5 separate regions of the Mus musculus genome follow, and regions 2, 3, 4 and 5 are each linked to region 1. The links are chromatin loops, found by intact Hi-C in ENCODE. Cell type or tissue: heart. All regions are shown on one strand. Links, peaks and the distances in the headings refer to the core of each region. The heading gives the core; the rest is flanking DNA. Region 1 overlaps Pik3r1 (phosphoinositide-3-kinase regulatory subunit 1). Region 2 has its middle 71 kb from the start of 5930438M14Rik. Region 3 has its middle 57 kb from the start of Gm41042. Region 4 has its middle 30 kb from the start of Gm36475. Region 5 holds the start of 5930438M14Rik (RIKEN cDNA 5930438M14 gene).

What was found. A loop is a pair of places that touch in the nucleus more often than their neighbours do. Peaks named below come from ENCODE experiments on the same cell type or tissue, not always from the same donor. Only the 100,000 strongest peaks of a DNase experiment are listed, where the experiment ranks them.
Region 2: it touches region 1 in a loop (8-fold over the local background); 6 of 42 quality-filtered maps call a loop at or near these places.
Region 3: a loop joins it to region 1, with 8 times the contacts of the local background. A loop is called at or near these places in 16 of 42 quality-filtered maps.
Region 4: a loop joins it to region 1, with 6 times the contacts of the local background. A loop is called at or near these places in 30 of 42 quality-filtered maps.
Region 5: a loop joins it to region 1, with 2.4 times the contacts of the local background. A loop is called at or near these places in 7 of 42 quality-filtered maps.

The regions. Positions count from the first base shown.
Region 1 is chr13:101,694,316-101,698,315 of GRCm38, reverse strand. All of the region lies in intron 7 of Pik3r1 (phosphoinositide-3-kinase regulatory subunit 1), which reads left to right. Among named protein-coding and RNA genes, the nearest start is that of Pik3r1, 72 kb to the left of the region's middle. In heart, for the core only: a CTCF peak has its summit at 2,237 (motif pointing right); DNase peaks (open chromatin) are centred at 165, 1,285, 2,225, 3,465 and 1 weaker place; H3K4me3 peaks cover 1,107 bases; H3K27ac peaks cover 1,247 bases.
Region 2 is chr13:101,158,059-101,164,791 of GRCm38, reverse strand. No RefSeq gene overlaps it. Among named protein-coding and RNA genes, the nearest start is that of 5930438M14Rik, 71 kb to the left of the region's middle. In heart, for the core only: a CTCF peak has its summit at 2,874 (motif pointing left); no DNase peak of the experiment used is centred there.
Region 3 is chr13:100,936,846-100,943,578 of GRCm38, reverse strand. No RefSeq gene overlaps it. Among named protein-coding and RNA genes, the nearest start is that of Gm41042, 57 kb to the left of the region's middle. In heart, for the core only: a CTCF peak has its summit at 3,747 (motif pointing left); no DNase peak of the experiment used is centred there.
Region 4 is chr13:101,506,710-101,513,442 of GRCm38, reverse strand. No RefSeq gene overlaps it. Among named protein-coding and RNA genes, the nearest start is that of Gm36475, 30 kb to the left of the region's middle. In heart, for the core only: a CTCF peak has its summit at 3,344 (motif pointing left); no DNase peak of the experiment used is centred there.
Region 5 is chr13:101,230,265-101,236,997 of GRCm38, reverse strand. All of the region lies in intron 2 of Gm36427 (a long non-coding RNA gene), which reads left to right. 5930438M14Rik (RIKEN cDNA 5930438M14 gene) reads right to left here and starts at 4,871. Exons shown (of 4, transcript NR_046158.1): 1 at 4,632-4,871. In heart, for the core only: no CTCF peak of the experiment used is centred there; a DNase peak (open chromatin) is centred at 3,377; H3K27ac peaks cover 1,198 bases.

The DNA of each region.
Region 1 (4,000 bases), core at 1-4,000:
TTGGGGGACAAATCTCCACGAGGTGTTTGTAGTGGAAGGAGAGTTGAACCTCTCTCCCTCGGTGGTTAGGATTTAACAAGCTGTGTGTCTTGGTGGGTGGAGTGGCCTAGGTGTCAACGCCACTCCCTCTGTCACCTTGCCAGTGTGCCCTTGCACAGTGTACAGAAAGTACAACCGTACACAGTGTTCCCAGTGCCATCCACTCTATCTGTGTCCCAACCAGTCCCGGTGTGCTTTCTCTGCAGGTTGTTAACATGGCCCATTCCCTGTGTGTGTTCTTCAGCCCCTGTTCCCTTATCTTAAACTGCCCTGTGGTTGTTGGTTGTTTGCTTTTTTACTGTAAATTTAATTGGTTCAGCTACATTTCTAAGAAGCAAAGACAAAGGCTATTCCTCATTTTGATTCATTCCAATTAGTGTCTGGAATTAGCAGCCTCCTAATTCTCCATATATACACATACACTGATAAGCTGTTCAGATTGCAGTGAAATCTCAGAAGCCAACTGATTTCCTGCACCCAGCAGCCCTCTGAGGTAAAGATTCCTTGATTTATGGAAGGAGACACAGATGGGGACAGGTGATGGGGACAGTATGCTTTCAGAGCTCTATTGTCAGCTTGCCCTCCATCCCCTCTGGTTGAGAAGTCTTCATTATATCTGAAGCTGAACAGCAGGTTTTCTGGAATTCCTTAGGCTCCTCAGACGGGGCGGGGGCAGGGAGGGGCACGGGGAGGGGGGAGCTAAGCTGATCCCACAGGGCAACCACAGTAGAGATCACTGTGAACACAGGGTACCTCTGAATACTACCCGTGTTTCGGATTTCATGGATATATTCAGAAATATTAATGTAGCATAATTGGAGGCTAATATTGCACCCGCAAGCCAGGCGGAGGAAAGAAGTGACCCCCCCACCCCCCACCTTCCCACCCCCGCTGCCCTCCTACACATGTCAAGGTTGATTTTTAACTGTTGGTGCTTTGCAAAACATCGCAGAATCCATGCATCTTGCTTGAAACACCCCGGGCTGCATTCTCAGCTGTAGATGTAAGCAAACACGAAGACGAGGGAAATAACTTTCAGAGTTTCACTTTTCTCTCATTTGTTTTTCCTCCCATTGGGTTTAAAATATGGCCTGACATGAGAGAGTTGTCTCTAAGGTAAGATCTGAGACGTTGAAAAAGATGCAGGCCCCAAGAGGGGTAGAGGAACAGGGGAGAGCTGATTCCATCTCATGAAAACTAGAAAAGTTTTACTCGAGTTCCCCGAGTGCCACGTGATCGCTGCCCTGGGCACGTGCTAGGCCATGTTTTTACTTTTGTTTTCAGGGTACAGCTTTCTCTGACTCTGAAGGGACAGACATCACAGGATGGGGGGTGGGGTGGGAGGGGGAGTTCCTCTGTCTGCTAGACAGTGGGCGTGGGTGTGCCTTTGCAGAAAGCCTGTAGCCTGTGTCTGGATTATTATTATTATATATTTTTGGTATGTAAACCTGGGTTTGTTTATTAACTGGAAAGGGAAAGGGTGTTTTTTCTTAATGTGGGTTCATTGAGCTCGCATGGATATGGAGTCATGAATTAGCCCCGTGCTGGAGGGCCCTACTTTCTAAGATGTCTTACATTGGAATTGTGAAGAAACATATTCTTTTTACCCTGGGTAACTTTGGATAATTCATTTTTCCCTCCTGCTGCCTGTTTTCCCTGGCTTTTGTTCATTGACAGTGGTGCACATGAGTCTCTGAGAAGCAAGCTTTCCAGGTCTCGGGTGATGCCCCAAGAGGTCTTGTTCAGAGCAGAAAGCATGTCACAGAACTTGGAAACACATGTTAATAATCATGAGAGTTTCTTGGCTAGCTGAAATCTACTGGCAAGTCGAACCCTGGCCTGCCTTTGCCTCTGAAGTGAGTTGTACAAAACCCTGAGAAAAGGGGTTCTCACTGGCCTGAAGCATCCAGAAGGTGAAGTGAGCCTTCCGTTATGCATGTGCAATGGGTCTTAGCAGCCCCAAATAGATAGGATGCCAAGAAAGCACAAGTTTCTTTTTAAAGGGGCTTATTAGCCAAGTGGAAATAAATTCCTAGGTAATTGTGACACCTGTGACTTTGGTTTAGTAGTGAATTACGTATATTTATAAGCTATTTATAATTATGTGTTATTAATTTGTGGGGCTATTTGGATACGGAGGAGGTGAAACTGGAAGTTGATGGTTGTCTCTTAAGCAGGCATGATTTACTCCGTTCTGCCAGCAGAGGGCGCCCTCCTTAAACTAATAAAGAGCAGAAAGCTTCTGCTCACACTTGGAGTTAATGTCCTTAATAGAGCCTCCGTGGTAGGGGATTGTACATATAGTGAGGAGTTTGTTTGAAACAACCTGTCCATGGCTATTCGGGACCTTTTCTGGTATATACTGTTTAACGGTAGATACTTTTGTTCTGAGACAAAATAGACTGTCAGATTTACAGTTTAATCGTCGCACAGACAGGTATTTGTAAGAAGCCAATGTCTGATGTTTCTTCCAGAGAAACTCTTTTGAGATCAGGGCAATGCATGAAAATAAGAAGGACCTTTGTTTTTCTTAAGCTAAAAGAAGAAAACAAGAAAGCCAGAGTTTTGTTATAGGTGTGAGGGTTTGTTTTTGCTTTTTGGTTTTTAGTTTTTCTTCAGAGTGGCCTAAAAGAAAGTAAATTCAGCTTGTTAGTTTCGACTTTCCATGACCAAGGAAAGCCAAGACTAGGGGCAGTGGGCTGAGAATGGAATTTAGGACCAAAAGTTTTTGGGGGCTTTGTGATTTTTTTTCCGTTAATGGTTCAAAAGAAGTGGGGGCTTCTGGGCAGATGCCATGGGGACGTTTCCTAGGAAAAGACTTGATTTCTGTCCACCCAGCAACCCTAAACCCAGTTAGCTGCAACTTTCTCAAATTACAGACTAGAATCCCAGAGAAGGGAAAGCGCGTCCTTCTCTGTCCCTTTGTCACACCCAGCCAGCACTTAACCCAGTGCAGACACACCAGTTAACCCAGTGCAGACACACCTCTTAGATACTCCAGATTAGAAAGTCCTAGGGCTATTTGAAGGTGAGCTGAAGTTGACTCCTTAAAGATCTGGGCTTGCTTGAAGGATGCCCTCCCGGGGCTGCTAGCCTGCGTGTGATGCGCTATGTGAAGGGCTTTCCTGTTAACACCTGCGGGGCTGACTGTGCCAGTGCGTGGGAGGAGGAGGACACGAGAGAGAGGCACCCTGTCCTGAGCTGTTCCGAGAGGTTCAGGCCTTCACAAACGCGGCTTTGATTCTATTTTTTGATGAACTAGGTGGATTACTTCCTGTGCTGCTTCACTGCGGCCCACTTGAGTCCCCGGAGCGGGGGCTGCCAGCGCGTTACAGGCACCATGGCCACCAGGGAGGACTATTTTCAGCACCCCCTTACAATGCCCTTCTCATTTCCCGGACGAAAATGAGCAAGTTAGTCTTGCCTCGGCCACTTGTCAGCCTGATGACAACTTTGACTTTGACTTGGGTGCCCCTCCCCCTCCCAAAATCCCTAGCTCAGCAAATATTTGAACCTGCCCGAGTTAATCATGAAGCCTCGATCTTTATCTGAGCGAGACGTGCGAGCGCCCGCCGGGGCTCCTTTCTTCCCCGGTGCAGTAGCTCGACCCAGGGGGCTCTTCTCGCGGAGCCGGGGACTTGCTGCCGGGGCGGGGCGTGGGGCGGAGGGACCCGCTGCAGCCTAGCCCCGGGGAGCCGGCAGCCGGGCTGAGAGTCGCGCGCCCCCGCCTTGCGCGCTCTCCTCCAGCTAGGTTCTTTACTGCCGGTACCGGGCGGGCGGGAGAACCTCAGGGGCTGGGACCACTTGGTAGAAGAACAGCTTCTTTGAATTTTTTTTTTTTTTTTTCTCTGTGGGATACTGGCAGTTCAAAGCGAAACCGTTGAAATGCATAACCTGCAAAGTAAGTCTTTTTTTTTTTTCTTTCATTTATGCACTTCTCTGCACCGGGCTCTTTATCTGC
Region 2 (6,733 bases), core at 1,110-5,109, 530 kb after region 1:
GAAGGGGTACAAATAAGAACTAGTCAGGATGCAAAGTTTCTTCTATATTGGAAGAATCAAAATTAATTTGTAGAGGGCAAGACTGGATTCTACCAGCAAAATGCCCTAGAGAGGCTATGAATAATTCACAATCTGCAGTAATGTTGGAAAATGAAATTTAGTTACCAAAGAGAAGCACAAAACTAATATTCCTGGTGTGACTATCTTCCCACACGGGGATCCATCACTGTTCCACCATAGTCAGAACAGCCCGTGTACAATTAGGTTTTAAAAGAGGCTGTTCTGTCACAAGTGGACTTGCTGGTTTTTGTTATTGTTGTTGTTGTTGTTTTATTGTTGTTGTTGTTGTTTGTTTTTGTTTTTTGTCACCAAAAGAAAGTCACATCCTTAGGGAACTCTATTTTAGTCCTGACATTTCTGGGTTTTTTATTTCTCTAACAGAGGGGGTCAAATGACTACAGAAATACAGCTCTTCCCAACTGGTGAAGGAAAGGACAGTGGCCAACACAAATATAGCCACAAGGCTGGACCAGTGGAGAAATAAGAATAAAACATCAGTCCCTCCTAAAGGTTCTTGGCAAATAAATGGTCAGGCCGACCATAGCCACAGGTGTAACACGACAGCCCACAGGAGAGCTTTCACCAGCAGATGATGGCTTCAGGCGCACACGTGTGCAGTTTCCCACACACCGTTAGCTTGCATTTTCTGAAACTTAAAGAACAAGAGGTTCATTCATACCCAAATGAAAAGGCAACACACATTTTCAGCGGCAGCCTGGTAGGGTTCACATTTTTACAGATATTTTCTTCTTTCTCTCACAAATACCACCAATGTTTTTCTCCTGAGCATCTCCTTCCTATCCATGAGGGGATGTTAACATGACTCCTCTTGTGAGGGTCTCCTGCACATCATCACAGTGGCCATGATTCAAGATGGTAATGTCAACCCAACTATACCACCAAAGAACATAAGACCCTTGCACTTCAATATGTATGTCTTCCCATACTATCCTCTTGCCAGTATTCTCTTTGCCCTCTCCCCCAACACATGCCCTTCACCCCCAAGACCTTCCTCATAAGTCACTGTAAGACACTGAATTATCATTTATTTCTGAACTTTTGTACCTTGCATCCTTTTTATGTGAAATTTATCACTCTTTGCAGCCACTGGTAGCCAGTTAATTAGCTCTCAGACTAGCCTACTGGTAGACCTTGTCAATGTTCCTAACTTCATGTCCCCCTGGTTGCTTTTAGACTGTTACTCATGCATAGCAGCAACTGCCTGTATCTCATTAAGTAAAAGCAAACTTGTGTCAAAGATAGTTTTTGGCTGAGTTACCAACAAGTCAACATCCAGGAATAATTCTCAAGCAGTGAGGTCCAGGCATTGCTAGATAATGTCCACAGCCAGCTTGCCTGCCCCTCACCTAGACAGTCTGAGCTCTGTAGTACACAGATTCTTAGCATCCAGAGGACTGAGTGCTATTTGCCACAGCAAAAACCTACTCATGAACACACCTGCTATATTCTCTCTGCTCTCTCCCCCTCTCCCTCTCTCTCCTTTCTACCCCCTCACAGTGCTTCCCGGAATCTGATCCTAAATAAACTTATTTTTTCTCAAAGTCTTCATGCGGGAAACTCAGATCAAAAGATTTCTTTCATTGCCGTGAGGTCATGAGTCCAATTGTGCTCCACAGCCCTATCAGCACCATTTGCTTGTCTAGATCTCTCTTTAAACAGAAAATGCCTTGAAGTCTGACCTGCCTTTGTTTTCCGGGCACCCATGACTATTGTACAACATTTATCACTTAATGAAATGGTAAATAAGGCTCACCTGTCCTCTTCAATTTTCATTACTATTGTTACCCAAATCTCTAGAAAGTGATATGTAAATTAATAAATGAATAGCACTGTTTTCCAAGTCTGGAAACCTATATTCTAATGCCATCTGTATTACTGCCAATATGTTCAATTATGTGCCAATATTAGAAGGTGGAAAGACAGGCAGGATAAAGTATTAGAGCAGTTTTTGATAACTTCATGCTATACCTAGTTTGAGAACTTTGGCTATAGCTTGCCTATTTCAGTTCCCTTCCATTTCTTATGCTCAATGTCATACAAGAAATGAAAAGTATATTTAAAACTGACAGAAGCTCCCCCAATGACCATTAAAATATAAAATAGCAAAAGACACTACAATAAGTTTGCTGGAAAACAGGCAGAGAGAACTAGAAAGGGTATCTAAAGAAGAAGGATGTAAAAGGAGGAGGAGGCAAAAAAGCAAAAGGTTAGAGTGGGGAGAAAAATAAAGAATCGCCAATAAAACAAATGCTCAAATACAAATTTAGGTAAATTTAAGAAGGACAATTTTTTAAAATATGGCACAATCCAAATATTCCTAAATATTTTAGAGATAAATAAGACACAATAAGGAGGAAGAGGAGGAGAAAGAGGAAGAAGAGTGGAGGAACATTGGCAGCAACTAAGTCAAACAAAAAAGGTTGACCGATAATGAGAACAATGTATATAGACAAAATTTGAGGAACATAGGAAGGGAAATAAAACATAAATTTTTATTTCAATAACAATGTAACATATATTAAGATGTAGCAAGTGGTGGGCAAAGGGTGCTCACAAGGCCAAACAAAGGTGGAAAGACAGACAGGATAAAGCATTAGAGCAGTTTTCTAGGTCCTAAAATTTTAGACTGCCAGTTATGATCACTGGGGTCATGGTAGATGTCAACTGAATGTGTGGGTCATAACATTCCTGTGGTTTGTGCTGTTGCTGAGTCTTGGACAAGTGTTTGAAGTCTGTCAGAGCTGTCTTTGTTTTAGAAATGTCCCTTTGCATACCAGAGGCCTCTGCTGGCCATACATAGCTCTGCAGGGTTCTCTCGCCCTCCTGAGATACCCCAGATCCAAATACTCTGGATTTGGTTAAGAAGCCAGAGGTTCTTTTCAACTGTGTTGTGACTGTGGAAAAACACCGCAGCTCCAAGATCTGTACAAGCAGAAGGCCTGTCTTTGTACTCTCAAGACTCCCTCAGTATTAATCACCTTGCTGTGAGATGTAGCTATGGGTATCAGGTACAACATGAGACTCTGGGTAGGAAGTGGCAGATAAGTGGTCCAACAGGTTGATCCATCCATTGTCCTCAGACATATGAAATGCCAGGGTTATTTATTTTGTTGTGATCTTCTCCTGGCAATGAAAAACAAGGCTCCCTTTCCTTATAGTGTACCTCGCTGCTTAGATGAAACCTCCTGTATCCATTCTGTCAGCATCTGACCCTGCTCTTCTCCACAGGTGCCTCCTTGGACCTTCCCTTACAGAGGAGCTCTTGCAGGCCAAACTGAGGCTCTATAGCCTGTGATTATTTCCTATCCTCAGCCTGCCTATGTAGGTCATTTCTTTCTTTCTTTCTTTTTTCTTTGTCAGTTTATTTTATCACAACATCAGAAAAATAAACTAAGGTGGAGCCACTGTTATTGTAACACAGTTGTCCAGTGTAAGGCTTAGAGCTCTTAGAAGAAATTGCTGGCATAGGAATACCACAAGAAACATGAAACGAGAGTGGAACATTTTATTGTGCTATGATGTAAGAGGTTAAGATAGGAAGAATGATAATGAAAGCAATGGTGGACAATCCAGAGGAGCCAAATCTATTGCAAGAACAAAATCTACAACTATTCAAGTAACAGAATTAAGTGGAATAGTATATAATCATGAGTCAAGATAGAAAATGAATACTTATAAATTTATATATATGTATATATATTTACATCTAAATAAAATAGATAATAAGTCTTTTGCAGGAGATTTATTTTTCTTATAAAGGAAATAATTTAATTGGGGCTTGTTTACAGTTTCAGAGGTTTAGTCCATTATCATCGTGGTGGGGAGCATGGAAGTGTGCAAGCAGATACGATGCTGTGAGAAGGAGCTGAGAGTTCTGCATCTGGATTCACTGACTGCAGGAAGAAAGAGACTCTGAGCTTGAAACGGGTTTTTGAAAGCCCAAAGCCCACCCCCAGTGACACACTTCCTATAACAAGGCCATAGTAGGTCATTTCCGAGAAACAGATTATCATTCAAGATGGTACCTGGAGAGACAGAGATAAGGTTCAGTGATTAAGAGCGGGTGGTGGTGGCGCACACCTTTAATCCCAGCACTTGGGAGGCAGAGGCAGGTAGATTTCTGAGTTCGAAGCCAGCCTGGTCTACAGAGTGAGTTCTAGGACAGCCAGGGCTACACAGAGAAACCTGTCTCAAAAAAACAAAAAACAAAAAACAAACAAACAAACAAACAAACAAACAAAGCACTTGTTACTATTAGAGGACCCAAGTTAGGTTTCCAGTACCCAGGTCAAGCAGCTCTTAATCATCCATAACTCCAGCTCAGGGGAATCTAATGCCCTCTCCTGGGCTTCTATGGGCAACTTTGCACACAAGGCACACATATACAAACATGAAAACTCAAACACACATACACACACCCATACACTCATGTACACTCACAAAAATAAAATGAAATAAAAGTAGAAATAAATCTTTAAAAAATAAAGTGGCACCTAGCCACTGCTCTCTATGTGCATAGGGTGATACAACAGGATTCCCTCTACTGCTGAGTCACGGTCTACCAGAGGGATCTCTGTCTCAGCAAAACCCACAGCTGGATTTGAGGCTGGTAAGGTCTGTGACTGTCTTGAGGCACAACTGCCTGCTTCTTAGCTGGCTCATCTTTCTGATGAGAGAAAGAGAAGCACTTTCTCCTTTCCCTCCCCTCACAGAGGAGCAGTGTGGCTAGTGCTGTGTTGGGCTTATTTCTCTCTCACACACACACACCCACGCATTCCCGTGAGTAGTTCCCAGGTATCTTGTTACTGGTTTTGTGGATGTCCAAAGCACTTCCTGCCTTTGGAATAATAGCTGGTTTTCTCTTTTTCTTTTTTTCTTATCTTCTTCTGATCCTCTCCTTTACCAAGTTACACAGAGGTAGTGTCTAAGTTGTCATTCCACCCGAAAGTCTCTCGATTATGCGATGCGTTGCTTAGTTCTGACTGGGATATTCTACTATATTCTGTACCATATATCTACTATAAATACTTTTTCTCAGTCTGCCTTATCTATTTACTTTCTTTCTTTTGGGAGGTTTAAAAATAGCATTGTATTTTTATCAAGACTCCAAGATTTCTTTTAATTATAGGGATTAAATTTAAAACAGACGAGGGTGTGGGGAACGGCGGCCTCAGGCAGTAAAGCACTTGCTTAGCGAGCATAAGGCCCTGATTTTGAATCCCCGGTGCCCAGTAAAAAGTCTGGTATGGAGTGGATGCCCATAATCCACACTGCAGAAGCGCAGATGCAGAAATGGATGATGCATGGGGCTTGCTGGCCAGCCAGCCTAGTCAAACAAGTAAGTTTCATGTTCACTGAGAGGCCCTATCTCAAAGATGATAAGTGGGGGAAGCTGGACAGATGGCTCAGTGGTTAAGAGCCCTGTGTTCTTGCAGTGGACCAGAGTTTGGTTACCATCACCTTTAAATGTGTTTTTTAAATTTGGTCAGTGTGTATGTGTATATGTGTGTGTGTGTGTGTGTGTGTGTGTGTGTGTGTGTGTGTGTGTGTGTGTGTGTATGTGCATGCGCGCATGCCACAGTGCCAGTGTGGCATGTGGTCAGAGGACAACTCTTGGAAGTTGGTTCTATCACCACCTTAAGGCATCCAGGTATTGAACTCAGGTCATCAGGTTTGGAAGGAAGTGTCCCTTCTGCTAATTCATTCCATCGGGTCCCACCTTAGTCTTTCAACTGCCACAATACATTTATTATATGGGAAAGAAGCTGGATAATCTCCACAAATAGTAAATATATGTACTCAATTTATCAACAGTAGCCTTTGATAATCTGCCATTTTCAGTTTCAATGAAATCCAATTTATTAGGATAAGTTCTTTTTGCACCCTGTCCAAGAAGTCTTGCCTATGCCGCCAAGATATCCTCTTGTGCTCTCCTGGAGGTTTATGATGTGTGGTTTATGTTCAATCCCAGGAGCCATCAAAGCCATTGTTTGTGTATGCAGTAAGAAACAGTTTGTTTTCTTTTTCACCAGTGTGGGTCTCCAGTCTTCCCAGCAACATTTGTTGGAAGGGCTGTTCCCTGTAATGTAGTGACTGGAAGCTCTGATCAGAATCCTGCCACCATACTCGTGTGCAGCCACTTTCGGACATTCTATTCTGTTGATTTTTGTTAATAAGCCATGATTTCCTTAAAAATTACACTGCACAGGCTAATGTGATGTAATAGGTAAGGCCAAACCCTAAGGCACGTGTGTGCCTGTTTTCTAGAGATAGCCACTTCTTTAACCTTTCAAAAACTTGAGAAGAGAAGTCACATCCTGTGCAGGATAGCCCTTAATTTAAGCTTGTACTGTTTTTAACATTGGTTTTATTTTTACCATTTTGTATATGTGTGCAATCTATTGTGATTATAACCCACCCCATAGCCTTCGCTAATCCCTTTCCTTCTCCTGTTGACTCCCTTCATCCTATCACCTTCCCATGTTCATGGTTTACTTTACTTTATTTCTATCATTGAGGAGAGTGAATGTTATGGTGCACACATAGAGGTCAAAGAACAACTTTGTGGCATCTGTACACTCCTTCCAGATGTACATGAATTCCAGGCATTGAACTTATCTCTCTAGGCTTATGTAACAATCATCTTCACCTA
Region 3 (6,733 bases), core at 1,289-5,288, 760 kb after region 1:
ATCGGATTAATGGGCTATTACTCCTAGAAAATACAATTTGCATCCTAGAGACCCAAAGTCTTAACCAAAGGCACGCCAGGAAGGGAGTCAATTTTGCAAGGGGTGGAAAGCTCAAGAACAAATTTTAAAACTCGGAGCAGCTGTGCCTACTCCCACAGCTGGGAAAGTTTCGAGTTTCATGGTTTTAAAAGCTACCTAATCATGCCTCTATGCAATCTTTGTTCTGATGTTTTTCCTCCTCAGCAGTGTGGTGCACAGGGGCCAACTTCTCTTAACCTCAGAACAACAAAGGCTGATCATGGAGATGCTATATTTCATTTCAGGGAATTTTTTAATTTAATAAAGTATTACCACCTTACACTTATTTAAAGTACCTGTGCCTTGTATTTAATTATTTTTATTTCGGTCTATTTTTAGTAAACGTAACTACTTCAAAGATGTATAAAAATGTTTTTTTTGTTTTGTTTTTTTTTATTACATATTTTCCTCAATTATATTTTCAATGCTATCCCAAAAGTTCCCCCCACCCTCCCCCCCCCCACTCCCCTACCCACCTATTCCCATTTTTTGGCCCTGGCGTTCCCCTGTACTGGGGCATATAAAGTTTGCCTGTTTAATGGGCCTCTCTTTCCAGTGATGGCCGACTAGGCCATCTTTTGATACATATGCAGCTAGAGTCAAGAGCTCTGGGGTACTGGTTAGTTCATAATGTTGTTGCACCTACAGGGTTGCAGATCTCTTTAGCTCCTTGGATACTTTCTCTAGCTCCTCCATTGGGGGCCCTGTGATCCATCCAATAGTTGACTGTGAGTATCCACTTCTGTGTTTGCTAGGCCCCGGCCTAGTCTCACAAGAGACAGCTATATCACGGTCCTTGCAACAAACGCTTGCTAGTGTATGCAATGGTGTCATCGTTTGGAGGTTAATTATGGGATGGATCCCTGGATATGGTAGTCTCTAGATGGTCCATCCTTTTGTCTCAGCTCCAAACTTTGTCTCTGTAACTCCTTCCATGGGTGATTGTTTCCAATTCTAAGAAGGGGCAAAGTGCCCACACTTTGGTCTTCGTTCTTCTTCAGTTTCAAATGTTTTAAAGAATAGCTATTCATTACAATAGCTTTTTGTGTTTTGGGATTTGGGGATATGTTGTTTTGTTTTTTCAGTTTTGTTGTTGTTTTGGCTCTTGGTTATTTTTAGACAGGGTCTCATGTAGCCCAGGCTAGCTTCAGATCAATATGTTGCTAAGGGTGGCCTTGAATTTCTGGTCTTCCTCTTCTTGAGAGCTGGGATTATAGGCATGCAACCCTAACACCATGTTTATGTGGTGCGTGGAAACAAAAGCAGGGATTCCCATGTGTTAGATAAACACTCTAGCAAACAAGCCATATCCCCAGCAGCTCATTATAGATATTCTATGTGTCAGCGTGGTATACTACATATATACGCACTCACAAACCTATGAGCTAGAAGACCCCTGTTTTTCAGATAAGAAAATGGAGGTGCCGGGAAGAGAAGGTTACTCTGCCAGGATCACATAGTTGGAAGCATTAGAAGAATGGGAGCCGAGCTCCACCTCCTGAGCCTTGCCTCTCTCTGTCAGAATAACTACTTTCTCCAGCCAACTGGGAAAGGAGAATCCATAATTCGGCTTTCTTGGGCTTTTCAACCTTACAATAACCAAACCTATATTTTTAAAAAGTCCCCCATACCAGAAACATCATTAGCCCCAGGAAACTTGTTAAACACTGTGGATCCCACCCCAACCGTAAAGTATAAGGAGCTCTGGGGTGGGCTCTGCCCTGGAGCTCAGCAAGCCCTCCAGATCACCCTGGTGAAAGGCAAGCTTCACTGAAGTCAGTCATGAGTGTGGGTTCTTAAAGTTTGGGGATGGGTCAGCTGCAACCCACTTCTTTTTGTTTGTTTGTTTGTTTTTTGTTTTTTGTTTTGTTTTGTTTTGTTTCTTTCAAGACAGGGTTTCTCTGTATAGCCCTGGCTGTCCTGGAACTCACTTTGTGGACCAGGCTGGCTTCAAACTCAGAAATCTGCCTGCCTCTGCCTCCCGAGTGCTGGGATTAAAGGTGTGTGCTACCACCCCACTGCTGCAACCCGCTTCTTAACATCAGTTTCATGCGTCTTTTCTTTTCAGTTAGAAACTTGCATGTCACTTTATTGTAACCCTAGAGAGATTTGAACTAACAAGTGTTATCGGTGAATGCTTGGCAGGTATGTAACCCTAGGAATAGAAATGAGGTCATCTATACAGGAAAAAAAAAAAAAATCCTCAAACACAAATCTTGGAAGGTTGCCTGTGGAGTTTGAAAGTGATGTGATGAGCTTTAAAAGAACAGAAAAGGTTATCTAACTTGGTTTCCCCTAATCAGTTCCATTAGCCTATGCCCTGCCTGTGTAAGATTATGCACGGAGCTGTTAAAAGTTCCCAGAGGGTTCAGCTGCCGAGCATCTGAACTGGACGTCACCTTTTCTCTTCCTCCTCTGCTCCTTCTTTCTTAACCGGAAATAAGACAGGAAAGGCAGCTTTAGCGTGCAGCATGCTAGCAGCCACCCTGCCTTTCCACAAGTGTTCACAAGATGGCACCAGGCCAGCCTCAGGCGCACCGCGCACCTGAGCCCGTGACTCAGAGGCTGGGACAGGCCTTCCATTTTCAAGGAAGTCGATTCGACATTGTTTGCCTGTGCCTGAGCTTCGTCCAGTAATGGCCAGGATAAAGAGTGGAAAACCAAAATTCGTGAATATCCTCCTATCTTTAGAACATTGGACTGAGAAACAGAAGGGAAACTTCCTCGCTGGGGCCAGGTCAGTGACCTTGGCCTTCTTAGACCAAGGACAAATGGTGGGGGCCTGCAGAAAGAGGGAGATGCTCTAGGGTAGTGCTTCTCGGCCTTCCTAATGTGTGACCCTTATCACAGTTCCTCATGTTCTGGTGACTCCCCCACCCCCAACTATAAAATTATTTTTGTTGCTTACTCCATAATTGTAATTTTGATACTGTTATGAATTATAATCAAGTAATTCTGGAGATGACGGTTACCAAAGGGTTTGCAACCCGCAAACTAAGAACCACTGCTCTAAGGGGAAACAGGCTGTATTCTGGTCACATAGACAGCAATGGACTTTCAGCTCAGGAACTTAGAAGTTCGGGGGAAGCAGTATGAGGGTGGGCAGTGACACTTGCTGAGTGACTTTGAGCTATCTGCACTGCTCCGAGTCTTGGTTTACTGAGCAGGGATGCAAGGAAGAACACCACAGACAGTGAAGAGAAGTGACTGTCCCCAAGACATCGTTAAGCTCTTCCTCTCTGAAGTGACCATAAGAATTTTCACAGGTACCCTCTCACATCCACAGGAGTTCACCAACAGGGTAAAATTCACTATTAACATGTTTTATAAGCATACCCCAGGGAATATACCCTGACATGGCCTGAAATATGCTTTCAGCTTCTAATACTACAACACAGGAAGATCAGGACCAAACCCTGGTTTGGATCAAACCACAGACCTTCCCCTTAAAGCCCTAGGAGAATGCCAGACTCTCTTCCTCTCCAAGCTGCACATACATCGCACACCCAGAAGATAGATTCACGCAGTAATGCGCTAATCCCTAGATGGTCAGTGGAACAGCACACCATTTACCCACAGAGAAGAACACTACAGCCCAGGACTGGGGTTTTAAGTGGAAATTTTCTTCCCAGAGACATTATTTTTCCCAAAAGAAGAGCGCCCTCTACTGGTGAGTTGACACTCTGCTGGGAAAGGGTTGCATTCTGGGTTGTGTCAACAAGCTCTCATTAAGGGCTGTTTTTTAGTACCACACCACCAGGGTAGAAACAGATAACAATTCAATTCCATAGATGTTGATAATACAAAGCACAAACTCCATTAGACACCAGCACGCTCTACTTTACTATCGGGAAGGACCGGAGTCCCTTTACTAAAGGAAGGGACCAAGAGAGGATTCAAGAAACCCCCTCCATCCTGTGGACCACGTTAGAGAAATGTTTCCCAGGGACGGTTTCATCCAGCATTTGAGACTTAAAAACATCACACCGTTTAGGAGAGATTTCAAACAGCCTAATGAAATATTCATCAAGAGAAAAAGAACGTCTGAATTATTGACATCCAAACAGTGGAATATTATGCAACTTTTTTAAAAATGAAAAAGATTTCTTTATTATTATGAAATAATCTTTGTATCTTTAGTTTTAAAAAGTTTATATAAAGGAAACTATGTATTTCATATGTATTTCATACATAGATTATAATACGTATCTATGAGCTATCATTCTTATAAAAGTATGTTTACTTGTATTTGCTCCTACCTACATAATGTAAAATATTTCCAAATATCTACACATGGGACTGATGGCACAGTATGTTACAATCATGCTGAATGCCTTGTATATTAGCATATGCATATATTAGCTCACATATATCTAGCCTTCCCAAAGCCACCCAGTAATGCAGCAACTATTTCTTGTCATCCACAGTCCAAAGATGAGGAGACTAAGGGACGAAAAAGTTAGATTATTCATCCAGTCTCTACCAATAGGACCCTGTTTCAGGAGGCCATTCCAAGGTGTGTGCAACACAAGGAAGCTGGAGCAGAGAGAATTTAAAATCCCACCTTGTTAAGTTTGGGAAAACCCTATCTAGTGGTTTTAAACATACATTCCCTTTGATTAGACCAACACACCCTTTGCATGTGCGTGCATGTGCGCACACACACACACACACACACACACACACACTGTGAGGGGGAGGTGTGCTTCAGTGCCAGAGTATCAGTCCCGGTGCACACTCAAACTAAGTATCACTGTATCTCTCTCAGACCTATTCTCAGTACTTTCCAGATTAAAATACTGTGCCCTGTATTTCTAACCCGTGAAACCTGCTTGGGCCTCCTAACTTCTTTCATATCTCCCAATTTAATTTTTCACTTAGGGTCACTGGCAATAAAGACTTTTCTCTTCCATGGTACCTTAAGAAGAAAAGAATTTCTTTTTTCTGCCCTACCTATTTTTCCAGTTTGTCTGTTTGCAGAGTGAGTGAATAATTTCATGAAATTAGATTTTTGACAAAGGATATAACCTTTCATCTACCCAGAGCCACACAGTCTCTTAGGATGAGTTAAGTGTGCATCTCTCACCTGCCCTTGAAGAAACAGAGCCACTGTGAGACCAACATTTTCTTCTGCCAGTGAACCATTTAGTGTGCCTGGAGCAGTTGCCTGCAAATATCCTCAGAGAAGAATGAGAAATGGCATTTTATACATAGTCTTTTAATTCCTTCCTGGATGTGCTCCCGCAAGGCTTAGAAGGGCCCTGTTCCTGTCACCATTGCCCCAAATCTTCCCATTGCTATAATGTTTCAAATACTGGACGTGCGGGACATTTTCCATCTATGCAGTGCATTGCTTTATTATACCATGCCTATAAATGGGTGTCAAAGCACAGGCTCCCCTCTGAAGTCATTCCATATGTAAAAATTAATTGTGGGGCCAGTGAGATGGCCCAACAAGCCTGACCCAAGAACACACATTTAAGAAGCCAAGATACTATCGTGTGTACCTATAACCCCAGCACTCCTATGGTGAGATGGGAGGCAGAGACAGAACTGCCCGAGATCTCAGAGACCTGGAGTACCAAGTATGGCCAAAACAACAGGATTCAAGTGCGCACAGATGGGGGATACTGACTGACAGAAGCTGCCGTTGTTCACAGGGCAATGTGAAATCACTGAGATGCAGGAAAGTCACGTCTCTTTTTTTTTTTTAGATTTTATTTTTACTTTATGTATTTGAGTGTTTGCCTGAACATATGTCTGTGTACCATATGTGTACCCAGTGCCCATGGAGGCCAACAGAGAGCTTTGGATCACCTGACACTAGAGTTACAGACAGCTGTGAGCCAGACAGAAGGTTTGGCTGCTAAGAGCACAAAACCCAGGTGTGGTGATGCACATTGGAAATCTCAGCACTCAGGAGGTAGAAGTAGGAGGGTCAGAAGTTCAAAGCCATCCTCAGCTACATCGTAAGTTCAAGGCTTCTGTGAACTATAAAACCCTGTCTCAAAAAGATGTATTTTCAGGAGCTATTGAATAGCAAACACACACACACAAAAAGTGTCTCCTGGGTATATTTTGTCTTTATAGAAAAGAAAAGGGTAATGTCAATTTTTTTTCCCTCTCCTCAAGATGGGGTAAAAACCACGGAGAACATTCTTCCTTTTCTTGAAAATTAAAAATCCTCTCTGATGATTCTTAGAGCCATAAGTTCAACCCTGGGGGGCTTTTATTGGACTTTATCTGTGAAAATAGGAACAATACTGGTTGTCTCAAAACACTCTTATAAATAGTTAAAATTATTCCAATAAAAAGTGGCTGTTAGGGTGCCAGGCATGGTGGTGATCCACTTAGGAGATAGAGACAGAAGGGTCCAGAGTTCAAAGCCAGACTGAGCTACAAACACAAGACCCTGCCTCAGAAAACTTAAGAGTTGGGCATGTAGTTCAGTTGTGTAGTGCCTGTCTAGCACACTCAAGACCCTGGGTTCTGTCCTCAGCACTGAAAAACTAAAATAAACAATAAAAAAAAATGGCTTGTAGAAAGGCTGAGATGGGAAGATCGGGAAGGAGATGAGGAGGAAGGAAGAGGAGAAGAAATAGCGACTGATAAAGGAGAAACAACTGTTTTAACTTATACAGAGGAATGATCACAT
Region 4 (6,733 bases), core at 1,656-5,655, 190 kb after region 1:
TAATATTTCGAGTTAAGTAATACCAGGGCTGCTTATTCTTTCCCCAACTTCGTCCTTTACTTATTACAAACAGGAAGAAGTAGTCTGTTTATATTTTTGGATCACAATTTGATCCTGTAACTGCAAGGAACCTTTATTGCCAGTGGAAATATTCGGGAGAATATGTGAGGTTCAAAGTGTCAATTTCAATTGACAATATCTCACCCTCTCTAGTTCTTTACAGAGAAATTGTGCTATTTTTCTACAAAGGGAAAAAAAAGTGCCTTCTCTCTACTAAAGTCACTTTTACAACTCTGGGAATTCTGGCATTATTAGTATGGTCAAGAACACCCACAAAACTGTGTATCCTAAGCCTATCTTTCAGACAATCCATTAACAACATACAGTACAGAATTAATTTTTCATGGAGGGACCATACAAAATTGGCAGAGTGAAATTTCTTACGATGGGCATTGTGGGTTTGAGCCTTGTTAGGCAGCATGGATAATTGTGATCAAGAGCAAGAGAAGCTAACAAATCATTGAGGAGGGTTCAGAGGCTGGGTGAAGACTTTAGTCCACTCACGAAGCCATTTTGTTTGTGGATCAAATGCTGGCTTCGTAATATCATCAAAATAACCCATCTACACTCATTGTTCTGGGTGGAGGAGGCTCTGTACACTGTAGATGATCAGCAGCATCCCTGACTTCCACCTTGACCCAGCCGTGACAATCAGAGATGTCCCCAGACACTGTCAAATGTCCCTGAGGAGGCAGAATCAGTTCCTTGCAGGAAATGAGGAATGCTGCTTTGGCAGAGTCTGAAAAGAGCTAGTGAAAGTTGAGGGAGACCTTGGGGGATACTCTTAAAGTTTTGAAGATTGGAACTGGGATGTGCATCTCACAATGTGCATCCTCTCTCGCAGGCATGTGAGGGTGGGCTTGGGTTGGGTGAGGATCATAATGATGGGATCTTGTAGGGTTGCTGGAGACAGTGAGGTAGAGATTTTGAGATGAGGGGGCTAAGAAAATGCTCAAATTGGTAGAAAAATTTCCCATGATGCCTTCAGTTGAGAAATCGATGGATCTTTCTGGAAGTGTCTAGAATGACCACAAAACAACCCTTACTTTACTGAGTAAGGGTTTTCTGGACAAGAAAGTTGTTCTAATGAAAATGCTCAAAGAATGAAGTCACGTGCTTATGAGGATAGTAACATTTTAGATTGCAGAGGCTTTTTAAGGTTCCTTGATTTTATTCCTTTGGGCATATTATTGCTACATTTGGAGAATTCAGTATGAGTAAAAAAAGAATGAGTTAGGAAGCCCCTATTCCAGAGGTTCAGCCAGGCTTTACCATACTGGGAACTTGATGAATGATTTGTGCAAGCATGCAGTTTTCCCCAAACTCCAGGTTCTCCAGCAACATATTGAAGTTGATAGTGTCTTCCTTTTCAGACCTGCTGCAGTGGGATGAAGCAATGCATCTCTTAAAATCCTCACAGCACATGTTACCTAAGTATGAATAGGTCATTCAAAACTAAAAGAGCCTGGAACAGCAGTAGGGTACCTGTACTTGGGCCATCAAACCTTTGGAACATGCTACCTGCCTTCTCATTCCTATCAACAGCAAGAAAATGTTGGATTTTTCTGGACACAGATGCTGGAATGTTTTCTCTGCACCCAGGAAATATTAAGGAGGGAGAGAAGCCGTTATCTCACAGATTCGTTCTCTCATGTTCCTGAGCATGTAGGTTTATCTCTGAAATGTGTGGGGTGATGTGGGCTGGATACTAGCAATACCACTGCCACATGGGTAAAAGAATCATAAAATTACTGTCAGAGTAACTTGGAGAGGATTGAGAACTGAAGACCATGCACTGGAAAGCCCATTCAGTCTATTTTCAGACTCTTAAGAACAATGCCTTCTCTTAGTAGCATGACCTTGAATCTGTTTCACAGTGGGATTCTGCTTTCTCTCTTCTAAATCTCAAAACAGACCATCTTCTCTTACTGCATACATTTTTTTAATCCCTACCCTACGGGATAGATGCTATGATAAGAAGTCTGATGCTCAAAGTCTAAATAATTTGCTGAATTAGACCCAATTTATTCATAAATGGAAGCAAGAGTTAAAATTTAACTTGTCTCCTGGGTTCCAAAGTTTGTGATTCCCCAACTACAGTGTGCTGTCCTGAACTCATTTATTCCTCAAAACAACAACAAACAGAGAAATGAAAAGCTAAAACATCAGACATATAAAACCATGGTTCATATAGACGGGGTCCACGAGCAGCAGTTTCGATATATGGGCAAGACATACATAATCATATGTGGTGTTTTAAATGAGAAATGTCCCCAGAATCTCATATATTTGACTATTTAGTTTCTGCTCAGTGGTGCTGCTTGAGGACGTTATGAAGCCCACCTGGAGGAAATATGTCATTGGGGGTGGGCTTACAGACGTCATTCATAGCTTGGACCCACTTCCAGCTATCTCTCTCGCTGGTTCATGTTTGCTGTTGAAGGTGTGATCTCTCAGTTCCCACTCCTGCCACCTGCTGCCATGCTTCCCCTGCCATTACAGACTCGCCCTTTGATGCATGAGCCAAAATAAACTCTTTCTCCCATAAGCCATTGTTGGTCATGGTGCTTTATCACAGCAACAGAAATGAACTCATGCATCTAAGGTGTTTCTCTAACCTGACCGTAAGGTGACACATCATCAGGCAGCCTTTCTGGAAACCACACTGCCAGTCCAGTTTGCCTAATCCTAACAAAATAAATGAACCCGCTCCACCGCATGGTTCACAATGGACTGCTTTTGATGGGATCGGGAGAAAGAGAAACACGGTGTATCCTTCCTACTAATGCAGTTTCAGAGCTGTGCAAATGTATTTGGTAATGTTTAGATAACAAGGGTTATTGGGAAAATGGTAAAGGCTCAGCAAATTTTGCTGCAAGATACTGCAGATGGGAGGGACTCGGTGATGAAATGCCTCTTACAGAAGTGTTTCAAACAGTGGGCTCTCTGGGATCATGTACGTATGGTGCCAGTGCTGTGGTCTTCAGGGCCTGTGATTCATAAATGGTCAACTAGATGCAAATGGGTTTGTGGCCTCTGGGTTTTGTATTTCTCTTTCTTTTCTTTTTAAAAACCACAAAGCAGGCTGACTTTTTCTTAGCTCTGTACGGTACTTGCTTTGTGACTGAGCAAGCCTCCTCCTAACCCCCACCCCCAATCTCCCTGGGCCTCAGTTTCTACCTCCTGAGGAGGAAGAGTTGGTTATGTGATCCTTCAGGTCACTTCCTTCCCTTGATTTAAACAGATTCACAAAGGTTAACAACTGACTAGTGCCCTCTACAGGGGACTCTTTCAGCAGTGTGGGAACCCAGGGAAAATGCTAGCAAATATATATTTGCTATATATAGATGTATGTACAGTGTCTATAGATGTATTTGTGTTCTAACCATATACAATATATAATTAATTAATGAAACATAGTTGTGAATTAATTAAGTCTTAGATTTCGTCCAGACTTCATTGTTCACATAAGGAACACAGGGACCACCTTGGATGCAAGCTTCACTTAGTCCTGTGAGAAAAAGTTTTCCAGGATGTGAATATAAATATGCAGTTCAGTAGTTGTCTGATAATGACCTTTGCCTGGCTTTTTCAGTTGTCATCAAAATACCCTTCCCTCTCCTTCTCAGACAACTGGAACGCAGCATTTTCTAAGTTTTCTGTATACTTGCTACTCTTAAGAGTTGATGGACTGTGGATTTTTCCATTAGAGAGGGAAATGGCCATTTCAGTGTTGCCTGTAATAGCGTGAGCCCCTCACTGTGAGGGTGGCTTCTCTGCAAGCGATCAGGAGGCCCTTTCACGACATTGCCAGGAGAAAATGTAGGCGTGTTCAGTAATTGATTGATTCCCCTTCGCTTCAAGCAGTGCTGAAATGTTTAATCCTTCATGCTGAGACCCGCCCAGAAGTTAGGACATACTATTCATTCCTAAGGTGTAGGACATAGAAAAAAAAAAATGTCCTGGAAGGCTTTCAGAATAAATTTGGGTCTGTGTAAGCCTTCTTTAACATTTGCAAAACTAATCGCTATTTTAAGTTTTATTACTACAAAAGTCATGTGTGCTTTGTGGAAAGTTATAAATTCAGATAAAGAAAGTTTTAAAAGTGCTAGCCCCACATTCCTACCCCTTACAGGTTACCACTCTTAACACCTGTATACACTACATGTTTCTATCAAAATGAGATAGTGTTGTACATGCTGCTTGTAAACTGCTTTTTTTAGTTTATGAATCTTTCCTTGCCAATAAATTTTTATCTCCTCTAAAACCCAGTCTATGTTCAAATTTGCCCTGCTTGTCTGCAAAATGTCTTTTTACAGTTGGTTTGTTCAAACTAAATTCAAGTGCAGGGCCCTGCATGGCTTTTAGATATCCTGTCCAGTAAAGCACATGAATTTAACAATTTTTCATAAACTTAAAAAAACAGGGAAGGTTGAAGTTTGCTCTCTCTCTCTCTCTCTCTCTCTCTCTCTGTGTGTGTGTTCAGATTTTATTCTTTACATAAAGCAGATTTGAAAAAAAAACTGCCTAACTTTCTGCTTTATCTTCACCTACAATCACTACGCCTTATTGGTATAACAGATGGTCAGATTTTAAATGTACAGCCTTTAGTCTAAAATGAAATTTGTAAACCTGCTTGAAATCTTGGAAAACATCTCTTCTTCTCTTAACCACTGAGCCATCTTCTCTCTCTGTAGCCCACATTTGTTTTTCTTTAAGTTTATTCAGACCTAAACATAGCAAAGTCAGTCAAAATTTGTATCAGACATATAGCAAGAGAGTGTGGTCAAGCAAACAGGCCTGGTCTGCCCTCATGGTGCTTCAGGTCTGGCAGGGAAGGTAACCCACAAGTTAATTGTTAACACAAAGTACCAAATTAAATGATGACACAGGCTGGTATTGAGGGGGCAGAGGATAGAAGTTATCTAGGCACAGGGAGAGACTTGGGGAGGCAGGTCTGGTCTGGTGCAAAGGAGGGCTTCTCTAAAGGAATGTCTATTGGAAAAGGAAGGCAAAGCCTACTTTTGGCATCAGAAATAAGAATTTGCTAACATATTGGAGTTAGTTGTGAGTCATTTCTCTTATGACCAGAATAGAGAAACCATGGGCAAAATGGAATGTGATGAGCCAGGAATGAGGTCCAGGTCGGCGCATCCAGGGCCCTGGGCCATGGCAATACTGTATTGATTGTATGGGCAAGAAGGAGCAGTGAATGACTGTAAGCAGTAGCAAGCATGATCTGATTGATGCTTTTGCTAAGGACATGCTCGCTTCTGGATAAAGACCACACTGAGGAGACAGCCATGAAGACAAGATTGCTGACAAGACAGCAATGAACCTGATGGAATGCCACCTTAGCGGATCAGTTGAGATTGAATGTCTTGGCCTTGATTGGTGGACAGAGTAGACTAAAGCGGATCAACTTAGAGATCCATTTAGCTTTCTAGGAAGTGGAACCAGAAAGATGTAGGGACTGATGTGATTGAGAAGGGGGAGGGAAGGAGGAAATACATGCAATGATGTAACTATTTAGACTGTGTTATGGAGCTGTGCAAGTAATTACACTCCAGGTTCAAGCTAGCTAAGGACCTAGTGAAAATGTCTTGTCTCATGTACCCAAATGTCCTTGAGTAGATCCGATGTGTCAACACAGCTCACCCCAGGAATTCAGATCATGTCTTTAACAATACCTTTCTTTCCTATTCTTGTGTTGGCTTCACCCTTTCCTTGAAGCTCCTCTCTCATGCTAACAAAATAGCTACTGGTAGCTCTGGGTTTGCACCCTTTCTGGACACTCACTCCTTTAGCAGAAGGGGACTTGTCAATATTCTCAGGAAATGTTCTAGAATGGAACCTCATTAGCTGGTCTCAAGCAATATGTTTGTGCCTGGAGCTCAAGAGTAGAACCAATTCTATATCAAGTACACACAGAGTAGAGAAGCAAATTTAGCACTATAATTGTGAATAGATGATAGACAGGTAAGAATGACAGCATTTACTATATGTGACTCCCATCCTTTTTATAGGCAGAACTGCATGAAAGGGAAGGTCATTCCCTTGAGGAAGAAAAGAGTGGTGAGGGAAAGATTGCAGGTTCAGGTTTACACATGCTCTTTGTGGGATCTGTCTGATTTTACTTGGGGATGCTGAGTGAGCTGAGAAGTTTGTGAATCCAAGGCTAAGTAGAAGTTCTTGACTGTAGAATTTTCTTGGCTGTAACTTTCAAGGTTTGAAAGTTACCAGTGTGCATGGCATGGGTGAGATCATCTGATGAGTATGTCAGATGGGAAGAGGACATGTAATAGCTGGGCTGGGAAAGAGAAGAGAGCTGCAGGAGATTATAAAGGAAGGGCAGGCCAGCAGGTGAGGAAGAAACTTAGTCAGTATCCTGCCAGTGAAGTGGAGACTTCTTGCTGAAGGTGAACATGCAACAGCTAACAGCATGACAGGCCTCTGAGAGATCCAGTCATTTGAGGAAGTATGGCTGAAAGCTGCATCTTGGTGACTGCTGGTGGCACTGGTCAGAAGAAGGAAATGTGCTAGATTTAGCAAGGAAGACCAAGGGGGATGGCTGGCAAGGACAGAGGCATTGGAATGATGACAAAGGCTAGAAATTTGCTTTGAGGGGGCTCCAAGGAAGAATTTTAATTTAACTAGGTTGTCTTTGACACAT
Region 5 (6,733 bases), core at 1,261-5,260, 460 kb after region 1:
AAGAACCTGTTGTTACACACACGGCACTCTGAGCTTCATCCTTAGGGCAGATTTAGATTTCCTCACTGTATGTCAGAATCCAGCAAAGCCAGAATATCTCAATGAACAGAGAATCTAAGGTTGTCTTCTCAAATGTCACCAATCGATCTCACTCATCACCATGTGTCAGAAGAGTGAGGAGAAGGACACAAAGACAGCAGGGATGAGGAGGAACAAGGAGCAAAGAGCCTTGACAACAGAAAAGGCACAGGGGCAAGGGAGAAAAGATTTGCTTGGCAAGTACCGATTAGACCTGTTTGGCTAACACAGGAGAGGTTAACTAGAGGGATGGAAGTGTGTGTGAAGCCAGCTAGTGGACTCTTAAGAGGAGGAGGCTAACAAGCTCAATCTGAACTCTCCAGGTGATGAACTGTCACTTTGGACATACCCGTTGAGTCCCAGTGACAGAACTAGGGGTGAGAGAGCAAGAGATGAAGACTGCTGTGGGAATGGGAAATGGACTGGCATGTGGGACACTGGGAATGCGGAAAGGAAAGGTCAGGAGTTCTGCTATAGAGACTGAAACTGCAAGCCTCCTCGGGGCCTTCTGGTGGACGTAAAAATCCACATCAAGGGACACCTGGAAGTGTGAGGCTTTGAGTGTGCCACTGAGATGACCTCACTGTTGCTCAGTATTGATTAATTAAAGAGATGGGCTTTGTTTGCCATACATTAAAAATATTTTATCCATTGATACCTGTGCACACACACACACTTTCCTTGCTTGGTGGTTTTATGTTTGTTTGTTTGTTTGTTTGTTTGTTTGTTTAGTCAGGGTCTTATTATGTACCCTCAGTTGATTAGGGACTTGGTCTCTTAGCTCAGGATGACCTCAGACACACTCAACTCCTCCTGTCTCTGCCTCTCAAGTGCAAGGCTTATCAGCACGAGCCACTACATCCGGTAAAATTCTTTAATTTCATTATCTCTTCTGTGTGTTTTCAAAATAGAGAAGACTCATAATAAGCAGCGACACCAGACATCACAGACATTTCAGACTTTAAAAAAATAAATAAATAAAACAAGCAGCATGATCCTTGCTGATGTGTAAATATAATGCGCCAGGCTGCTGACTGTAAAGGAAAAACTGTCCAAACAAACTATCCAACATGGCTTCCCTAGGTGTCTACGGATGCCCCTGCTCTCCTTCCTTTTTACATTAGAGATTTTTTAGGAAATGGCATTATTGAATCTAGGAACGCCTATCTATGAAGGGTTCCAGATTAATAAACCATCCCAGCTGCACCTAGCAGCCTTCTGATACTTGGTCTCTAAAGACACCTTCATTATCTGGACAGATACTAAAGAATGTGGGCCAGGGGCTCAGGGTATAGCTCAGCAGCAGGCCACACGCTTAAGGGTCCTGGGCCCTGGATTCAATACCAATCATAATATGAGGACAAAGAGTTAACAGTCCCCTCCCTAGCTCCTAATAGACAATGTTGCCCACCGTCTTTCTCAAGTGGTCTTTCCTGATAAACTCGAAGCAGCTGGGCTCCCACTCATGATGAGTGCTTCCCTCTTCCTTTCTCTCCCTTTCAATATAAGAGGCAGCCAGCACTTACTGAGCACCAGCTGTACTGCAAGCTCTGGGGCCAGTGATACAAATGCAAAGCCTTTGTTTTAGGCTAACACAAAGAACCCATTGTCCTTAAACACAGAGACCTTCTCCACCCCAATCTGGTGGGTTCAGAGATGTAAGGGAGGGAAGTGGTGCCCAATGGTCAGCTTCTTAGCTCTGGAATCCTAGCTAGTGACTCAAACCCACAAGCTCTGCTCTAAAATGGAGATGACCAACTGCCTCAGACGTTTCTGGTAAGGATTAAAGGAGATGTTCCATGAAAATATTTTAGAGTGACTGTCCACTAGAAAAATCTCGATAAAAAGCTATTACCATGGATAGTATTTGAATAACGAGGGAAATCTGAAATTGACCTCCGGTGGATGTGAGGATAACTATCCTTTTAGCAAGAAAAAATAAAAATACTTGCTGGAACTTCACAGAAAAGTCTAAAAAGCAATATCCACTGCAGCTTACGTGTTCCCAAGAGCAGTTCTTCAACATGGCCAACACGTCATGTTTCTGTTTCATTTTCCTCATTTTCTTACACCAGAACGTTTTCATCTGTGCCCAATGTTTATTTCCTGCTTAAAGGTACAGCGTTCCCTTGACCAAGCCCGGGTCAACTGCCAACACTGTCACAACCCAGAATTGTAAGCTCTGATCCTGAGCTGCATCAAACAGTGAACCAAACCACTCCCTTTTCATTCAATGGTTCTCAACGTTTTCACAAGGGTCACCTAAGACCACATGGATAACAGTAGCAAAGGTACAGTAATGGAGCAGCAATGAAAGTGGCGTTATGGTCACGGCATCTGTGGAACGTGAAGAACAGTATTAAAGCATCGAGGCATTAGGAAGGTTGAGAACGGCTGACGCAGAGGGAGCAGCTGGTATTAAGCCCAGGTGAAGATTAGCACAGAAATCATGAAAGAAAACAAACAAACAAACAAACGGAAATGGGCTCCTCCTGTAAACACTCCGAGCAATTAAAAATTAAATGAAGGAAAAGAAGAGCAGGAGAGATGTGCAGGCGGCATGAGAGCGAGCACGGCGCGCCCCACTGCGCGTCTCAGAGACTTTCATCGATTAGATGAATTATGGCCGTCCTCAAGGTTTCTATTGAAAGACAACCAAGAGGTGGACTCCGGGTGCCTGTTGCCAGGCAGGCTGCACCCTAGGAGGTCAGAATGCATAATTAATCAAGGGAGGCAGCAGGAGACTGCCTATCTGGGAGCCCTGGCCCTGGTGCACAGACTTCCACCAGCAGAGTAAGGTTGCCCTAATGAGCTTTTCAAGGTGATCCTGCCTTTTCTCCGTGTTCCTCACCTCTAGTCCCTTTGGGGCATTTCCAACCTAGTTACTCCAACATTCCAGGAAAGGCACAATCTCCTTCAAACGCCACGCCCTCTTCCCAAACGGTCTCTGCAGACACAAACTGAACATTAGGGATGACATCACCACCTTACTGCAGGTTATAGACCCAGACACTGAATTCCCATGTGGGCCAAGGTGATGGGCCAGCCTTGAGCAGTGTGCTGTCTGGATTGAGAGTGGGCAAAGACTCTTGCTGAAAACATACTTCTGATCTAGGAATTCTATTTTATTTTCTTCTTTTGCCTTTAAAAAATGCAGATAGGCACATGAGACCTAGAATTTATCCGTGCTACACAATTTATGCTAGCTCATTACCTCCTGCTAGACTCCAAGGCTTTGTAACGGAAATTGGCTCTGATCTCCGAGATGGGCATTACATCATAGTCTTCTTTTAGCACATTATGTCATCCCTGCTGAGACGCATTATCTATGGTTGGCTCAGCAGTAGCGATTTTTGTGGGCCGACTGCAGTGTTCCCAAAGAACTGCTGGGAACCACAGATTGAAATCTGAAACATTTATCTTCTAAAAAGCTGAAAAGGGGAAAAGATGTTCATGTTGGACCCCATTTCTTTTCCTTAACCCTCTCCTTTCTTGGCTACTTGTAGATCGCTCTGCTGTGAGCACCGGAGAACAATGTGCAGAGGCTGTGCAGGAGCTAACATTTGGAAATAACTGAAATTAAGGGGGACTGACACCCTGTTTTTCATCTGGGACCAATACTCTGCACTTACCATGATCACATCTCAAGGGATGCTACAAAATGCTCAGAAGAACCACCTGTACTTGCACCCAGCAAATAGAGAACATCATTCTGCCAAAATCTTAGGCTGCTTCAGAAAAGAACACACAAATTGAAGCTACACATGCACACATACACCTGCTTATCTTCCTGACCATGCTGTGGCCACACAGACAAATTCTAGATTTGTATTAGAAAAAAAATGTTTGCCAGGAACTGCACCGATATTATCTCTTGTCACTTCAACCATGAAATTAGAAGCCCATTTTGTACCTTTCCATCCTAGGCAGGATAAGAAGAAACCACTGCACAGAGGGAATAGAAAGACACTTTTAGGATCGAGCAAAGATACTCCCAAGCCCCAGAGAATCCCTATACCTTTCTTGTCACAAAGGCATAATTATGGAATTGTGGTGGGGGAGGGTCTCTAAATACCAGAAGGAAATAGAATACATTCAACCATGACAGAATTACAATTCCTCTCTTATACACCAACTAATGAGATTCACTGGGCAGGGAATACGTGAGGGAGGAGGCTCTCAAAGAGGCTATGAAAGTCCTCTTCTCCACCCACCTGTGCACTTTTCAGACTTTTTAATAATGAATATTTATGCTCTCAATTACTCTCTGTGATACTTAAATGGCAGTGCCATCAAAGCAAACAAACCCAGGATTAATGGGAACGAAAGTAAAGCTAACATTTGTCCTGGTCCAAAAGCCTTGTTTCTTTCTATCTTCAGTAGTACTTTGTCACACTCCACCCTAGGCTACACACACACACACACACACACACGCCACCCTTGGATTACAAAGCAAGAAGTTACATTTCATTCATTTGCTTGGTCCACAATGAGGCCATGTGCACAGTCCAAGCATCCCCACAGGTGTTGGGACTCTGGGATATGAAAACTACCTGGCAGGATTTCAGCAATCAACTGTTCGCATCTTTAGCATCTCTTCTCCCATATTTCATGTCTGTTGCCATTCGTCTTTATCAACTCTGATGGGAAAAGTGGGGATTGATGGAGCGACCCACAGAGCCCTCTGAAGGGGCTTTCAGATCGACAGTAGACTATAAAATGTCATTAAACAGCTAAAAGCCATTTTCAAAAATCCTTTCCTCTTCCCTTCGCCTTTCTTCCTTTGTCCCTTCATCCCCACTTCTTCACTCAAGCTCTTAGAATTTTATGTTCTGACGGCCAAAACTCTTTAAATCGTAATAACTATGTATGCCACTCGGGATAGTGAAAGGAAACTACGTATACTCTGAATAGTTTCAAGTTTTTACTGCAGCCAAAGTAATTGCTATAGCATTTAAAAACCTACTGAAAAGAGCAAGGAGCCTTCACACATTAAGCTGATTTTCATGGAAGTTGTAAAATATTAGATGACTATAATTTCTATCAACAGCAGAATTAGCTGGCCTGACCATTCTCTTTTTGACAAAGTTAGTAGATTCATAAACCCTGGGAAATGCACCTCTGCCCCGGATTTTGGCTGACAGACATGCTGAAGAGGATATTAGGTATCATGTTTGCCTCTTCTGATGACCTGTATATCCCTGTAGGCTGTACCCAGTCCTGCTGAAAAGTCTTCAGGATAACTGAAAATCTTTAATGCACTCTCAAACAAAGCCAATGTGGAATAGAGCCAATGTGCCCCCCACCCCCCAGATCCAGAGCAAGGCAATTAGCCTTACCAACCACAGGAGCAGCAGCACCTGCCACCCTGCTACAGGGACGAGGAAGACAAGACCAACATCCTCATGTCATCTCTGAGAACAGATGTATAATGTGGGAATGAGATGCATGGTGTAAAACTAGCTCTCTTGCTCACTGTCTGCAGATTAAGGTGGATGTCCAGGGTGGTCCAAACAGGCTGAGACCAGATACTAATACTACTGACTTCTGACATTACAGCAAAACCAATGCTTAGGATGAAATGGATATTCTGATGGGAATTCTGGCAGTGTCTTCTGCTTTTTATTTATTTAGTGTGTGTGTGTGTGTTGTTGTTGTTGTTTTGTTTTTGTTTTACTTTGTTTTTGCCCAACTGCTTTGATGCTTAAGATGCTGGCAGAAATAAAACAAACCCAATATGTACCTTTCAATCCAACCTGGGAAGAGGATGCAAAGAGACCGGAGATACCCAGAATCACCTACTGTGTAGAAAGTAAACACTTGCTGTGTCACTGAAAACCTTAATCCTACTGTCCACCAGCAAGGCCAACTGTCCTCCCTACACTTCTCTCTGGGAGTGTCTGGGAGCATGTGGCATTGCCTAGACTGCAGAGGCTACCCTACTTCTCAGAGAAAGCCCTCAACGGTGAGCTTCTTCCTCAACGGTAACCACACACTTCCATAGACAGAGGCACGGTGGGACAATACAGATCACCAAAACTCTGTGATCCAAACACATACAGGTGGTGGAAAAATCAGCTTTCTGTATTTGGAGAAAATCACACTGGGATGTAGATGCTACATCTGATGGGACCCTTCTTATTGTCTGGAAAGTTTGTGTTCTTTTCATCCTAATCCTAGCCCACGCTGTGCACCCTGCCTCTCTCTAAGAATCTCTTTCGCTCCGCAAAATCCTGTTCTTATTTCACTTTTCTCTGCCCTGAAAAGCGGCCCTGCTTATCTTTTAACAAAAGACTATATCTTCATTAGTTCCAAACAGCAGAACTAGATAGAGATCAGCCCGCCACAGTGGCTCACACCTGTAATCTCAGCACCTAGGAAACAGACACAGGAAGACCATGAGTTCAAGGCCAGCTAGTGTACATGAGAACCTGTCTCAAAACACAGATCAGGCTCATTTATTTAATCTGGAAATATCTTTGAGTCCTGACAGCTGCGTGCAAAGGTAGGAAATATGAGGACAGAGCAGACATGCATTCAGCCTTTCAGAAGTTTTATTAATAAATGTGCCATAGGAGTTGCTGGCTTTGATCCAAATTTCTCTGTTCCTGTGTACACAGTTAGACATTCTGTCAAGCTTCTTCTATTGTTACGT